Linked DNA regions of Homo sapiens: region 2 is linked to region 1. The links are chromatin loops, found by intact Hi-C in ENCODE. Cell type or tissue: ascending aorta. All regions are shown on one strand. Each heading gives the region's core, and the rest is flanking DNA. Links, peaks and the distances in the headings are about the cores only. Region 1 overlaps ELMO1 (engulfment and cell motility 1). Region 2 overlaps ELMO1 (engulfment and cell motility 1).

Region 1 (8,338 bases), core at 287-8,286:
TCCTTTAACTCCTGGGCTCAAGCGACCGTCCCGCCTCAGCCTCCCAAGTACCTAGGACTATAAGCATGTGCCACTACACCTAGCCGATTCTTTATTTTTTGTACAGAAAAGGTCTTGCTGTGTTGCCCAGGCTGTACATTCTGATTTTAGTAAACAAGACACCAAATCCATTTCCTTTAATAAAAGGCTAATATCCTGAAAGATTAAGAAAATCAAGCTAATCAGACCAATTTATTTCTTGCCATGCATTTATATAGTGCTTAATATATAACAGCCACTGTTCTCAGTGTTTTACAATTATCAAATTATGTAGTTCTCCTATGAACTCCCCATAAGACAGGTTTGGGTCTTATTTCCATTTCATAGGTGAGAAAAATGAGTCACAGAGAGGCTAAGTGACTTGCCCGAGTCACACAGCCAGAGAGAGGCAGAGCCAGACGTACGTGCAGGAGGCAAGCAGCTTTCAGAGGTTGTGATCTTAACCAGATCTGTGCACAACCAGTGTACTCAGAGGTCTCCTTGGCCCAGAAGCTAAATAAATACATAATTGCTGCCATTATGCAGTAGGAGATGTGAATTTGCCCACAGTTCACATAAAAAGACCACAGGCCTCTTTGATCCTGACTGATCACATACATATCAAAGATTACCCCAGGTGTCTCAGGTTTTAGAATCTCTCATCAGTAAGTAGCCAAATTATATCAGTTTGAATCATTACAAACAATTCCATGCACACTGATTTCTTTAAAAAAAAAAAATCACGGCGATTATGAAGATTATGTAAGTACTGGATTTCTTTATTTCACAGAAAGAGCCTCAAAACCAAACCAAAACAACCAAACACAACAGATGTTAGTGTTTTGGTGGTATTTTGGGAAATAAATTTGAGTATAACACAGCATACTCACTAGGGTGTGCTCTCAGAATGTATTGAACATACAGACATCCTGGAAGGGAATCTGGTTTTGCAGTTAATAAAAATTATTTGCACCATAAAAATGCCCTAATAAAATTAGGCTTAAACTCTTGTTATTGGTATAAGGAGTCTACTTTTTCATTCTCCACAGCATCGTAAGCTAATTGGTATTCCTACGAATAAAACATTCTTTTTTTATTCCTGGGCCACTGGGATGGAGGCATGTATAGATTCTGCCTTAGAAATGTATGTTTGTGAAGAATTAGAGTCTTAAATTAATGGGTGAAGATCTTTTTTAAAACCTTAGTTTCCTCCTAAGTTATTCGTAATACTCGATGTCTGCTACTTTTTTTCTTCAGTCTTACTGACTTATAATGATAATCAACCCCCGAAGGTTCTATAAGATCCCTGCAAGTCTTTTCAGGTGGCTATAATCCAATCACAGACATTGCCTCCAGGAGAATTTGCCCTAAACCAAATTCAGTGAGGGCTACTTTCCTCTCCAGCTTCTTGGCGGCCATCTTTCTCTCTCTCTCTTTTTAAAAATCTTCACTAAGGAGAGACCATTTTAGATAAGAAAACAACTTAATGAAAACCTAAGGATGAGACTAAACATAAGATGCTTTTAAAGGAAGAAAAATACTGATGAAATTGTTCAGAACTTCCTCCTATGTGAAATGCAAGTTGATACTCTCAGGCATTTTTGTTCCTATTCCTCACAGATATTTTATTTCATTTCTTAGTCATTCAATTTTGTTACTAATACTTGAAACTGTTTTTTTTTCCTCTCCCCTGACAAATGCATTCTGAAACTTTCATTTTATAAACACTTGCCAATTCTCTAAAACAAGAGAGCATTTTTACTATTCTACAACACATAGCAGTGACCCAGGATATCTTATATGGTTAATATAACGTACAATAAGATACCCAATATGACAACATGGTTCTTAGTAAGAAAGACATTCTATCGAGTGTGTATATACTCTTGTGGATTCCTTATGAATGGCTTCAAAATTATTTGATAGTCATTACTACCTCACAGGGGAAAAAAGCATCAGCTCACTAATACTGGAGAAGAGATACCTGGATAATTGTTCTTCTTCCCAATCTCCTTGCTCTTTCTCGTCTCCTTCATAGATTTGTTTTTTGTTTTTGTTCGTTTTCCTTCTGCCCAAAGTTCTTTTCTCACCATTCTTTTCTTCTCACTCTTCACTCCTGCACTAGGAGGACTAATCTGGTCCTGTAGCTTCTACATTCATAGATGCCAAATCTCTATTTTGAACCAAGATAGTTTCCTGAGCTCCAGACAACTCCTTATTGGACACGCCCATCTTAGCCACATCTCTTAGCCACCTCAAAGTCAAAATTGACAAAACATAACTCCTATTCTTTATGGCTTATCCAAACTTACTAGGTTCTCCATCTCAGCTATTTTTGCTCAGTTGACTCTTCTCTCAATCACCATCTCACAAATATATTATATTTACTCCTTTCCTTTCCCACTGCCACTGACCTTGGTTCAGGTGCTCATCACTGCTCTTCCGGATTAAGACAAAAGGCTACAATGGTCTCCCAGTCTCGGGACAGATCCATTTCCCTCACTGTCTTCCATGAGGAGCTCATCAAAACCTAACTATAGCCACATGTATAGCCTCTGCTTAAAATCCTTCAGATAAAGTAACGCCTCTTCACAACACGGACCCTGACTCGCCCTGAATGAGATGGTTTCTGGGTCAGCTTGAAAAAATGTTTCCAGAATGCATTTGCCAAGGGAAAAGAAGAAAATTTTGCATTTGCAAAATTTTGAGAAAATAAGACAATAATGAAAAACATAAACTGTTTGGAAGACTTTTAGACTTAATACATGCTTTTCCCTCTGCCTTAATCACCCTTCCTCATCTCAATTCGCTCCTCAGTGGTAACTCCTGCAGGTCTTTCAGAATCCAGAGCAGTTGTTCCCACTTCCAGGGGATTCTTTTACGCCCATTCTCTATAGGCTGAGCCTTCTAAGTGTCTCCATCTGACCCTCTGCCACTTTTCCAATGCTCTGTTTGCTTTTTTGTCTCCTTGTGGAAATTCTAATACCCTTGAGGCTTAGGACTACGCCTTCTCTGTCTTTATATATTCAGTACTTAGGGCCTCAAAAAATGTTTGTGGAATGCATGTTTACACGTGAAGCAGGCCTTACCCAATGGAGCCGAGTTCTTGAAGTCACCACATTCAAAAATTATTCTTCTCCTCACATTGAAATATTGCACTGAAATATTATATTCTTGATAGTGACAGTTAATCATTAAACATCCTTCCCCACTGGCAAAACAAAACATGACCACAGGAGAAGGCTCCGTGGAGACCATGCCCACACATTTCAGTGCCTGGGCTAAAATAAGCATGTAAGTGTGTAGGACTGATCATCATATTGCACCAGGAAGCGCGCCCTTCCAGATTTAAAAATATACTTGTTTGGCTTGATTCAGGCTGCTCCTCATTCCAGGCCTGCGTGAGTCATTGGAGAAACATCCTATTAGAGTGCACCCCTACTGATTGGCTTCCTTTGTATGTTCACGGTGACTCAGAAGAGATGACTCACAGTTCACGCTTATGACAAAAAGAACTTGCTCTCCCTTCCTTTTCATTACCCATGTTTTGCAGGCTTTATTGGCACCTTTGAAAAACATCTAAGGGAGCAAGGGAAAGGAAAACACAGGGGGCAGCCTGAGAATTGGCACTACTTATTTTTAACAAGCAACCCTACTTAAAGCACCTTTCATCAGAGCAGCACAGATATACTTTGGAGGCCTAATACATCCAATGCTCACATTATTCCTGGAAGGTCAGTAACTGGATGCTATTGCTCCACCCTGCCAGTTGATGGAAAGGAGGGATGCTCGAAGGACATAAAGATACTTCGCAATGTCCCTCTGCAGGGCTGGCACCCAACGCTGGGCTCTCAGAGCCGCTGTTGATAAAATGGCTGGTTAGATCATCCTCTCTTGGTTATAATACCCAAAGCCTTGGCCAAGGAGAGAGACATTCTCCAAAATAATCAGTGGTCAAGCAGTGAGCATGAAGCAAAGTGAGAGGACAATCCAACCACGACAATCTTCTGGATGCCTCAAGATGCTCATGACCTGTCACTGGCAGAAACTGTTGGGTTCTGTGCCAGTTACAAACAACAGAGGTTAGTTCCTTTCATTCCACTTCAGAAAACATTTCTGAGTACTTATCCACAGAGATGGATCAGGCATAGACTCTGACCAGGAGAGCAACAAGATAAAGTGCAGTGAGTTATACACCACAAAGTAAGGACAGGTCAAGTGTCTGGAGAGTCCAGGGGAAGAGTTGGCTTTATTTTTTAGAGAAACTGGCATTTGAATTGCACCTAAGGATGGGTGGAATCTAAATCATACTTCTACACTTCATCTTAGCCAAAACGCCGAGAAGCGATAAAATCATATTTCTGAATGTGTTTTTCCTTCAGAATAATTTACTAGTCAGGCTCATCTCAAATTCCATTTACATTCAGACTCCACATTCCATAATCGCTGTCTCCTGGAAGCCATTGAAATGCATGCATATACGTCTGCCTGCAAAGGAGACACTTCTGTGTGCAGTTCTGGGTGGGTTTATGGTACCCAAATAAACGGAGCAGGAGGAGCGCAGACGGGCTAAGTCCAAATTGTTCCCCCTTCCAGGGGATCCTTGTGCAGTGAGCTCTGCCTATGCTTTAATAAAAGGGGATAAAAATACTTGCCACCTACTTACCTCCGAGACACACTGCAAGGCTGGATCGTGTTCACGGCAGTGTGAATTTTTCAGGAGATAAGTGATCTATGAAAACAAAGCTTTATTATCATAAATGTTGAGCGAAAATGAAGCAAAACCAATGTCTAGGCCATGTGTTTAGTGTTAAAAAAAAAAAAAATACACCAAACAGACACTGGATTATAACTTTCCAGCAAGCCAGCATTCCAATGTCAAGGCCTGAATGTCCCTTCCCAGGGAGTAGGGCTACAAGGGTCCCGGTACACTGAATATCTGATGAAATGAGGCAAATGCAGTGTTTTGATGACAGATGTTTCTGATAAGAATACAGAATTTGGAAAAGAAATTGCAAGGCAAATCTGTCCCATGATGTGAGATCAGGGACATGAATACTGGAGACTAAGATCATCAGAATTGATCCCTAAAGAACTGCGAAGAGATGTGGAGGAAACTAAGAGAAAGACTATTCATTGCCCGAGGCAGAAGGGAGTGGGTGGTTCAGAATCTTCAGGGGTGCGGAATAAAGACAACAGAAGATAAAGGGAGGAAGCGAACAGTTAGCTAGTAACTCTCTCAATTAGGTTTAAGATAAGAGAGACAGTGCTGTGCCAAAAAAAAATTAGAGCATTAGTGGACTTACTTACATTGTATTCCCATGTACAAATCAGATATACGTTTAGGAGATGAATTACTTCTAATTCCTCACAACTTCACACAGTTGAGAGATCAGAGGGAAAAAAATGTGTAATAACATGAGTTAAATTGTGACCTTCCACCCTCAAATTCCTATGTTGAAGTCCTAACCCCAGTACCTCAGAATGTGACTGTGTCTGGAGAAATGGTCTCTAAAGAGTGAAGTTAAAATGACAACAGGGTGGGCTCTAATCCAATAGGACTGGTGCCCTTATAAGAAGAGGATATTACAATACAGACATGAACAGAGGGAGGCCCATTTGAAGACACACGAGAATATGGTCATCTACAAGCCAAGGAGACAGGCCCCAGGAACAAACCAATGCCTTGATCTCAGACTCTGGCCTCTGTAATCATGATTTTTTTAAAAAATTATGTTGTTTAAACCACTCAGTCTGTGGTACAGTTGACCTATGAACAACATGGAAGTTAGGGGAACCAACCCTTTGCACAGTCAAAAATCTATGTGTAACTTTTGACTCCCCCAAAACTTTACTAATATCCTACTGTTGGCTAGATGCCTATCAGATAGCAAAAACAGTTGATTAATACATATTTTGCATGTTATATGTATTATATATTGTATTATTACAATAAAGTAAACCAGATAAAAGCCTTACTGGTCCTTATGACTCCCTGATCTAGAAGCTGAATTAGGGATGTTGTTTGGGGGCAAGTAGACTGTTTCAGTTTCTTTGATTTTGAACTTATGGGGTTCTGGGTGGCAGGGGCATTGTCCAATATGGAAAGAACTTTAAAAGGCAGTCCCTTACTGGCAAGGTACTTCCTGACTTCAGGGACAAATATCCATGGGACCAATCCAGAAAAAGTGTTCTTTTTGTCCAGAGCTCCTTCTTGTACAACAAGAAGACTGGAAGCTGGTGTTTATCTCCTTCCTTCAGGGGTTGGAAGTGAGCAGCTTTATAGATAAAGGCAGCCCTGATCATAAACCCAAATGCATTTGCCCAGAACCAGTAGAGTTAACCTAGTCCTTCCAGCCTTAAATCCTGGTGCTTGCTTCTCTTCCTTTCCAATAGATTCCTTGGTGGCATTTTCCATTCCCCCATGATAGGGCACTTTTGTCTTCATTAAAAACCTGTTCAGGCAGATATCCTTTCCCATTAATGATTTTCTTAATGGCGGTTTGGAACTCATCTGCTTCCTCTTGTTGGCAGAAGCTATTTCTCCTATTAGCTAGACAATTTTAAAGATAAATCTCTTTCTAAAATTATCCAACCATCCTTTGCTGGCATTAAATTCTCCAGATTTTGATCTTTCACCTTCCTTTTGCTTTAAGTTGTCACAGAATGACTTCTTTTTTGGTTGGATCATATTCAAGTCTATAGCTATGCTTTTCTAATAGCAATTCTGCACCCACACAAAAGCTGCATTTTCAGTATGAGATTAAAACGTATTTCATAAAAAGTGAAAGATTTTTGTACCTGCTGCATAACTGCAGAAACAGCTTCCTGAATTTCCTTTTCTTTTTTACAATGGTCCTTATGCTGGATTAATCTAGCTTGAAATGTCAGGCAACTGCAGCTGCAGACCTCAATATTTGGTACATATCAAGCAATTCAACTTTTTCTTATAATATCATGACTTTGCTTCTTGGAAGCACTTCCAGCATGATTAGTGGTACTTCCTATGGGTCCATGATGTTATTCAAGGCTTAAAGGATTACACTAAACTTGATGAGAAATAAAAGAGAACTATGAGAGATCATTTTTCACTGTAATACACAATTTACCAGAGAGAAAACTTTATCTGGAGATGATTACCATCACATGGTGTGTTAAGCAGATACTTGCAACATTTGAGCTCACTGCAACACCAAAAGGAGATGGCTATGAAACCATTAGTCATACAGTATGTACTACAGTTAATTTTATGCAGTTATGATTTAACACTGCACCTTTGCATTTGTTGACATTTCTCTTGACTGTGAATGATGCCATGTATGGTCTGTAAATGTTTAAGTTTTGATACATTTAAACTTTCTGTAATGGATTTGTGTATATTTTATGGTAGTGAATGATAAAATAGAGTAGTATCTACATATGTTTCATGCATCATGGCATACCTAATTTTTTGGATATTTCTAGGCTACACAGTTTGTTGGAGTATTTTCAAATTGTCGCAAATCTCTAAAAAATTTTCCAACCTATTTATTGAAAAAAAAAACCATGCATAAGTGGACCCATGCAATTCAAACCCATGTTGCTCAAGGGTCAACTGTACTTTGTCATGGCAGCCCTAGCAAACTCATGTGTATACAAAGTACCTTTGAAGATGCTTAATATCATACAAATGTCAGGATTGTTACTAATTTATTTATTTATTTGTTTTAAGACAGGGTCTTACTCTGTCACCCAGGTTGGAGTGCAATAGTGCAATCTTGGCTTACTGCAGCCTTGAACTCCTGGCTCAAGCAATCCTCCCACCTCTGGCTACTGAGTAGTTGGGATTGCAGGTAAGTGCCACCACATCATCTAGTCAATTTTTAAAATTTTTTATTTTGTAGAGGTGGGGTCTTACTATGTTGCCCAAGGTGGTCTCAAACTCCTAACCTCAAGTAATCCTCCCAACTCAGATTCCCAAAGTGCTGGGATTACAGGCATGAGCCACCATGCCCGGCCTAGGATTGTTATAGGAGGTTACTTCCAGGAAATGATGGGAAATCAGGAGGAAGTCCACCAATGGGGGCCACACATGTAGGTGCCGGAATTTCATCTTCTTTTTAAAATGGATGCAAGATATTGGAGTTGGAGGAAAGCTATGTTAAGGATCCAATGACCCAAAAGTGATAGCACCAGGATTTGGCTCCCAAGGCAAGAAAATATTCAAAAGAACTTCTCAGCAAATTTTATGTGGAAGAGAAGATAAAAGAAACAAAGGTCACTCTGAAGCTTGAGTTCATAGAAATCACAGGAGAATGAAGTGGCCAGTGTAAATGAGGAG
Region 2 (8,338 bases), core at 326-8,325, 50 kb after region 1:
AGTAGATACACACAATGAAACACTAAGCAGACATTAAATAATGATACAATTATATTTTTGTTATCGTGGATAGTTACAATATATTAAATAATAGAATATTTAAAAATACACGCTTTAATCCTGTATTAATGCCCAAAAAGCGTACAAAGGTATATATGAATCCCTCTTGGTGGCAGAATAATAGATAATTATTGGTTCTGCTTCTCTACATGTTTAAATTTTTTAGCATTGAGCATATATTACCTGTGAATTTAAAAATACTAAAAGTGTGCACTATCTAATTCAGAATCTGTTGGTAGACACTTGGCTAAGGAAATTATTAAGATGTGTGTAAAGACAGAGATATAGGTCTCCGTCTTCATCAAATTTTCCCTCTCTACCAAATCTTCCCCAGGAGCATATAAACATGCTGTTATTTCTCCCACCAATAAAAAAATCTCACTTGACTATAACTTCCCTTTCAGCTTCTACCTTATTTTCTGTATCACTGTGAAGCAAAGCCCCTTTAAATGGTCATCTGTATCAGTACCTCTCAAACTATCTGCAGTGAAAACCAGTTTGTTTTCAATGTCTAACTTGTTGATTAGAAACAGACACTCTTGAAAAAGTATAATGAAAATTAACCACTAGAAAAAGGATCATGGGCTTGAAGGCTGTGGTGATGTCAAATGGTGTAAATGTTTCTAAAAGCCTCCTCTTCACTATCTCCTCACAGCCATCAGTGGCCCACACTGAGCAGCATGCATCTCTACTAATAGTCCCATTGCCTCTGCCCCTACTTGCTCTTAACCCATCTAGTTGGGCTCTCTCCTCCCCCACTCCGGTGAAATCACTCTTGTTCAGGTCACCCTGACCTCCACCTTACTAAAAATCAATGGTCAGTTCTCAGTCCTCATTTAACCCCATCACCTGCAGCATATGACACTGCAATCTCTCCTTCACCTTGAATTGAACTTTCTCTTGAGTTTCTTCCTATGCCCCTGGGAGCCCCACTCAACTCCTTCCCCAGCCTCCTCTTCTCCCCAGCCTCTAAATCTTGGGGTGCTCTAGGCATCAATTCTAGGGCCTCTTCAATGCTTTCATTCAGTCTCATAGCTTTAACTATTATCTATATACTGTTGATGCTCAAAGTTACATCTCCAATTCAAAATCATCCCCTAAACTCCAGACACATATATCCAACTATGAAATCAACATCTCCAATTAGATGTCTAAACAGCATCTCAAAATTAACACAAACAAAACAGAACTCCTAATCTTCTATGCCCCTCCATCAATTTCAGTGATGACTCCCTGCTTCTAGTCATCCATCCTTCACTCCTCTTATTCCCCACTCCACATCCAATCATCCAGGAAAATCCTGTTGGCTCTACCTTTAACATAAATCCTGAATCCAACCTTTTTACAGTACTGCCACTGCTAACACTCTGGTTCAGGACACCATCATCTCTCAACTTGCTTATTGTAGTGGGGTATATTAACTTGCTCTCCCACAGTCTAATCTCAATACATGAGCCACACAATTCTTTGAAATTATAAATCACATAATGTCACATGTATGCTCAATCTGCCCAACGGCTTCTCTTTCTACGTAGAGTAAAAGCCAAATTGGTTACAAGGGCCTACAAGCACCTGAAGAATCTCTCACCCACCATCCCACTTTTTTTTTTTTTTTTTTTGAGACAGAGTCTTGCTGTGTCACCCAGGCTGGAGTGCAGCGGCGTGATCTCAGTTCACTGCCATCTCTGCCTCCCGAATTCAAGCGATTCTCCCACCTCAGCATCCCAAGTAGCTGGGACTACAGGCGCCTGCCACCACGCCTAATTTTTTTTTTTTTTTTTTTTTTTTGTATTTTTAGTAGAGACAGGATTTCACTATGTTGGCCAGGCTGGTCTTGAACTTCTGACCTCGTGATCCACCTTCCTCACCTTCTCAAAGTGCTGGAATTGCAGGTGTGAGTCACTGTGCCCGGCCACCCTCTAGCCTACTCTTATACTATCTTTCCCTGGTTCTCTCTGCTTCAGCCCCACTGGCCTCTGTGTTCTTACTTTCTCATGGCAAACACTCCTGCCTCAGGGTCTTCACATTGGCTGTTCCCTCTTTCTGGAAAACTCTTTTCCAGACACTATCTTGGCCCACTTCCTCACTTCATTCATAATTGTGATCAATGTCACCATCTCAATGAGGCAATCTCATGAGTCCTCCCTTTTCTGCTGCATTTTTCTCCATTTTTCACCATATGACATACTTCTTTATCTGTTTATTACCTTTCTCCAACTAAAATATATGCTCTTTAAGGGAATGGATAGTAGTCAGATTATTTCACTGCTATAGCCCCAGTGCTAACATGTTAAGTGTATTTACTGAGCAAATGTTCATCCCGGTGCTCTTTATAAGAAAAAAAATTGCAAACAATATAAATACCTGTCAATGGGAGACATACTTTCATAAAATGAAATACTATTTATATCCATATCCACAAAATGACCCTATCTATAAAATGGAATACTATGCAATTATTAAAAGTTTGAATGAACTTTTGAATGAACATATTTTCTGAAAGATGTCTCTAACACATTAAGTGAAAAGAATCAGGATATAAAGTAATATGCGTATTAGTTCATTTTTATAATAAAATCACCTAGGAGAATTTGGTACAGTATATGTGATATGGTTTGGCTGTGTCCCCACCCAAATCTCATCTTGAATTTTAGCTTCCATCATTCCCATGTGTTGTGGGAGGGACCCAGTGGGAGATAACTGAAACACGGGAGCAATTTCCTCCTTACTGTTTTCATGGTAGTGAATAAGCAAGTCTCACGAGACAAGGGGAAACCCCTTTCACTTGGCTCTCATTCCCTCTTGGCCTGCTGCCAGGTAAGACGTGCCTTTTGCCTTGGGCCATGATTATGAGGTCTCCCCAGACAGGTGGAACTGTGAGTCCATTAAACCTCTTTTTCTTTATAAATTACCCAGTCACAGGTATCAGCAGCATGAAAATGGACTAATACGATGTGCATTAAGGTAAACTCTTGATCTAAAACAAAAACAAAAAAAATAATGAAAACAATGAACCCTGCGAGGCCTTACATTTGAAGTTTCTTCTGATGATGGTAATGACACAGAAAAGCAGCAAGCTGAGTTCTCACCCGGGCAAGTCGATGGGAAAATAAGTCAGTGCATTTTGGTAGGATTCTTACGGACTCTGGTAAAAAGCAATTTCTCAAACAATTAAATTGCCAATAAAAGACTAAGAAACATGAGAGCTATGCTTCTTGGGGATAGGTATGACTTGCAGAAATGTTAATAGCATTTGCATTTAGGTTCATTTCTTCCTCCATGTGTCAGGTTTATTTAGATACCGCTGTTTCCACGTAAAGATGGGCCAGGCACCTGCCACAGTCCCCAAAAGCTGCACTGGCATTATAATGGAGTGGCCACCAAACCTAGCCCAGAGGATGCTTGCATGGGAAAATAGAGGGGGAGAAATCAGTTGGGCAGAAAATGATGAAAACAGAGGGATTTTTTTTTTTACCACTTCCTATATCTGTTCTGGCAAAATTAATGTTTAACTCCTCTCAAAAGATTCTGATGGTTGATATTTCAAAGGAGAAAAACATGCAGAATGAGAAAAGCATATTTCACAGCCAGGTACGGTGGCTCATGTCTGTAATCCCAGCACTTTGGGAGGCCAGAGCAGTCAGCTTGCTCGAGTCCAGGAGTTCCAGACCAGCCTGGGTAACATGGTGAAACCCTGTCTCTACCAAAAAAAAATTGGTATAGTGTAGAGTAGTGTGTCTGTGTAAAAATTGTGTGTAGTGGCATGTGTCTGTGGTTCCAGCTACTTGGGAGGCTGATATGGGAGGATCACTTGAACCTGGGAAGCAGAGGTTGCAGTGAGCTGTGACTGCGTTACTGCACTCCAGCCCGGGTGACCCTGTCTCAAACAAACAAACAAACAAACAAACAAACAGAAAAGCCCATTTTGCTTAATTCTCTGTCCAAAAGCTGAGAGTCGTCACACCTGCATGGGAGAGGTAAGTCCTTTGGTCCGTGCTTTGAGGTTGCCTATTCCCCAGGAGCCCTTTATAACAAGGCCTGTGGGCATTTCCATAATTCTCTTGTACAAAATGGAATAGTCAGTTCAGGTTATACATATGTCACTCAAGAACAGGTGACAACAAAGTTCAAGTATAACTAATGTAGTGGTTACAGTCAGCATATTGGTTACATAACAAGGAGTACCACAGTAGCTTTAGAGCTGGGGGCCACCTGGACAATCCCAGCATTTCCCCGCCTAGGAACATGAGGACCATACAGGAGACACTTGTCTAGAGCTGCTTGGTAGTGGAGCCAGAACTAGAATCCAGGTCTTCTAATGCTTAATCTCTCTTAGGCACTGTGAGTGGCTCTTGCCACCCCAGAGTAATATCCACTTAGCCATGATCTGAATTCCCAGGGAAGGGTAGGTCCAAACTTGGGAGGGGGCCATCGGGCTGCCTAGGAATCAACTGCAGAGTCTATTAAGCTTGCTGATTTCTGGATTCCCCTGCAGGAATTTGCATTTCACAGAAGCTCCCCAAAGTGAATCTGATACACAGCCAAGTCAGGAATCACTGGACTAAGTTATACAAGACAGAAGAGCAAAGAAACCAGCAGATTTCCATTTAAAAAAATGCAAGTCATTCTCCTTACTCACTCTATAAAAAAAAACATGGAAATATGTAATTATAAAGCTCAAAATAGCTTCTTCAGGGAAAAAAAATGTGATTCACACTTCTAAAGATGCTCAGGCCACAGCTGCAATCTGTTCTTGCGGCCAAAACCCTTGGGAAGCCAAATTAAGGGAAGCCACATTGGGTTTGTTTGCTGGGATCTAAAACTGTGTCCTGCTCCCTGCAGACAGGCCAGAAAGCCCTCTCTGGGAGGAAGAAAGCGAGCTCACTCCAGAGAGACAGGCAGCCAGAAGACCTGCCAGCTGGAGCTGCCCCTGATAGCCTGGCTTCCTACAGCCACCATCTGAAGGGACCTGGCTCCCATCAAGTCCTGGTGGATAGGAGCACCTGCTGAGGAGGAGGCATCTTTGGAAAAGTGCTGTTTACTGGCCTCTCGGAGTCCTCACTGGAGTCCTGCCTAGAACAGAGATTGAACTCTGTGCTGGTTAAAGTCGAACCCATTTCCCATAGAGCGGGAGTGGGTAGAAAAAAAGCAGCAAGCTGAGAGCTGTCTGGAGGCAGTTGGGGATATAATAAATTAGGAAGTCACACAGCTGTGTGTTCTGAAACACAAGATTGAAAATAGATCATTTTTTTCCTCTTGGGGGAACATACTGTAGTGTTGATATTTTCTAATTCAAATTTGGACTCAGTGGGCCTTCTCAACCAAATTACCCTGAGGAGGAGCGGGAGGGAGAGGGATGAAGAGGAGCCCTTTAGTATAACTCATTCTCACTTATTTTAGAAGAAAACAAGAATGTTGTTTGAGAGGTTTCAGGGTAAAATGCAAAGTTTATTAAAAATTTAGCAATGTCTGAAGAATATTTTTGGAACTGACCCTGAAGCAAACAGAAAGCTACTCTATTCATGCAACAAACGCTTATTAAATGCAGACTACATGTAAAACACTGTGCTAGAAGTTAAGATGGAAGCTGAATTCACTAAGAGTCTAGTCCTCAAAGGGCTTACAGTCTGTAAGGAAGACAGGATATTTACAAAGAAAGTGAAAGCAGTGGGTGATAGCATTGCACCATAGTTAAGGGCAAACAGCACAGGAGAATCTCACAATAATTCACTCCATCTAATACCTGCATCACCTCAGTCTACTTAACCTCTCCCTTCATCTCAGGTTCCTTATTTGTAAATGAAGATGTTGCAGGGGTTAACAGAGGTAACGTGTGCTTATTATTGACTCTGGGAATTCTCTGTTACATAGAAAGCATCCAATAAATGGCAGTGGTCTCCCTCTTTTTAAAAAAGCAAATTCCTTTTTTTTTTTTTTTGAGATGGAATCTCACTCTGTTGCCCAGGCTGGGATGCAGTGGCATGATGTTGGCTCACTCCAACCTCTGCCTCCCGAGTTCAGGCGATTCTCCAGCCTCAGCCTCCCATGTAGTTGGGATTACAGGCTCCCACCAGCATACCTGGCTAATTTTTGTATTTTAGTAGAGACGAGGGTTTCACTATGTTGGCCAGGCTGGTTTCAAACTCCTGACCTCATGTAATCTGCCCGCCTCAGCCTCCCAAAGTGGTTGGATTACAGGTGTAAGCCATCCTGCCCAGCCAAAATCAGCAAGTGGTTTTTGATTGAAGTTCAAGTGCCCAAGGCTGGGAGACCTGATTGGCATCCACCTTCTAATCTATTCCAACCACCAGGTAAATCTTTACAACCAAAGGCTCCAGGTTAAGGATGAGAAATAAAAGCATTCTAGAGCTTTCTGTCCTCAAGCTGCTCCCCTAACTACTGCAGACTCCCTGAGGGAAAAACTGACACTGTAGGAAGCCACAGTGTCTGCAAAAAGTGTTTTAAAGACTTTAGCTGTGGGTATGCTTCTGTTTTGTTTTTTTATTTTTTTTCCATTTGTTTGTTTCACTCATGTATATTTTGGTTTTGAAAACTTTACAGTTAGCATTTCATCATCTTTTCAGTGCAGTTTGACATCCTGATTTCTGTTGTTTTACTTTATTTTAGTGAGGTTAGTTTATTTTACTATCTATTAGAATCTTCTAGCATTCTGCTTATACTTTCCCTCCAATTTCATGCTGCCTTCCATACTAATATTCTACTTTTACAACTTATGAGGACTTTGAAGGGTATGGCCTGGTACATCACGATCCTACAAGAAATGCTGAGAACAGTGATTACTGCTTTGGAAAAAAAAAATAACCCGTGGGTCCAAGCTTGAGATTTAGAAGAGACTGGCATCTCTGGAACTAGGGAAAGATGGTTTTTGCACTTTACACCTTTGGAATGAGACTAGTCACTTTAATACTCATTTTACTGATGAGACGTGATGATGTCATCCTGCAAATGGCCTCCGTCATTGATTGGAATCCTGTTATATTTGTGATTTTGTTTTATGATGTTTCTCCTGCTATAAGATGCTTGTATCCTGAATTTAAACTTCCTCATGTATATAACCACTGGGATTTTAGGAAAACGACATCCACTAGCATTGGAAAAGACCAGAAGGGAAGGTGGATGTAAGTTTCATCCAAGGAAGGTCCCTGACAGCAACACCGTTGACCTGCTTTGGGAAGAATTAGGCGGCAGTGCGTCTCTCTCAGATCTCTAAGGGCAAGCAGAGGTGCTCAGCCAGGCTCTGGACACCACTTCCAGATGGAGCCTCACTCTGTGGCAGCAGAGTCCCTTCCTCCTCCACAGCCCTCCCGGGCAAGCCTCCTGCCAGGCAGGGCTCCAGCACCTTTTGCTCTTTCAGACACAAGAGGCCGGAGTTAGAACTGATTTTAAATACTTCTATTTTGAATTTTTCTTCAAGTTATATTTTTTAAAACAATTTTTTTGGCTAAAAGAAACATTTTTGTAACAATACATGACTGTGTGTGTGTGTGTGTGTGTGTGTGTGTGTGTGTGTGAAGAGAAGGAGAGAAAAAGAGGGTGAATGATAAAACATATGTGGCAAAATGTTGGCATAACTATAGATGAACCTGGGTGAATGAGTTATTTTGGCCAGGCGCAGTGGCTCACACCTGTAATCCCAGCACTTTGGGAGGCTGAGTCAGGCGGGTCACTTGAGGTCAGGAGTTCGAGACCAGCCTGGCCAGCATGGTGAAAACCCATCTCTACTAAAAATACAAAAATTAGCCCAGTGTGGTGGTGCATTCCTGTAATCCCAGGTACTCGGGAGGCTGAGGCAAGAGAATCGCTTGAACCCAGGAGGCGGAGGTTGCAGTGAGCCGAGATCACACCACTGCACTCCAGCCTGGGCAACAGAGTGAGATCCTGTCTCCAAAAAAAAAAAAAAAAAAAAAAGAAATCTTTGAACTTTCTTGCCAAAAAAAAATATCAATTCTCCCTTACCAATTCTCATGCCCTTATTCTTTCAAATGAAGTCTAGAGTCATCCCGTGAAGTTTCCATCCTAATTCCCAGTGATACTTTGGAATGTGATATGAGCCTGTCCACTAATGTAGAGGAACTTGCAACCTTTGCATATTGTTTTCTAACCAGGAAGAAAACATTTTGCTTCTCTATTTATTTGAAATGTCTATTGTATATTTTGGCAAAGTCTTACAGTTTTCTTCACCTAAGTTTCCAAGATGTTTTCCATTGGGATTATTCCAAAGTAGTTTACATTTTCATTGCTACTGTTATAATCTTTT

What was found. Peaks named below come from ENCODE experiments on the same cell type or tissue, not always from the same donor. Only the 100,000 strongest peaks of a DNase experiment are listed, where the experiment ranks them.
Region 2: it touches region 1 in a loop (4-fold over the local background); 8 of 110 quality-filtered maps call a loop at or near these places.

What each region holds. Positions count from the first base shown.
Region 1 is chr7:37,028,663-37,037,000 of GRCh38, forward strand. All of the region lies in intron 15 of ELMO1 (engulfment and cell motility 1), which reads right to left. Among named protein-coding and RNA genes, the nearest start is that of ELMO1-AS1, 35 kb to the left of the region's middle. RefSeq lists enhancers at 3,032-4,231, 3,066-3,735. In ascending aorta, for the core only: no CTCF peak of the experiment used is centred there; a DNase peak (open chromatin) is centred at 3,419; H3K27ac peaks cover 3,439 bases.
Region 2 is chr7:37,078,777-37,087,114 of GRCh38, forward strand. The region is part of intron 15 of ELMO1 (engulfment and cell motility 1); the gene reads right to left. Among named protein-coding and RNA genes, the nearest start is that of ELMO1-AS1, 85 kb to the left of the region's middle. In ascending aorta, for the core only: no CTCF peak of the experiment used is centred there; DNase peaks (open chromatin) are centred at 2,854 and 4,850; H3K27ac peaks cover 1,494 bases.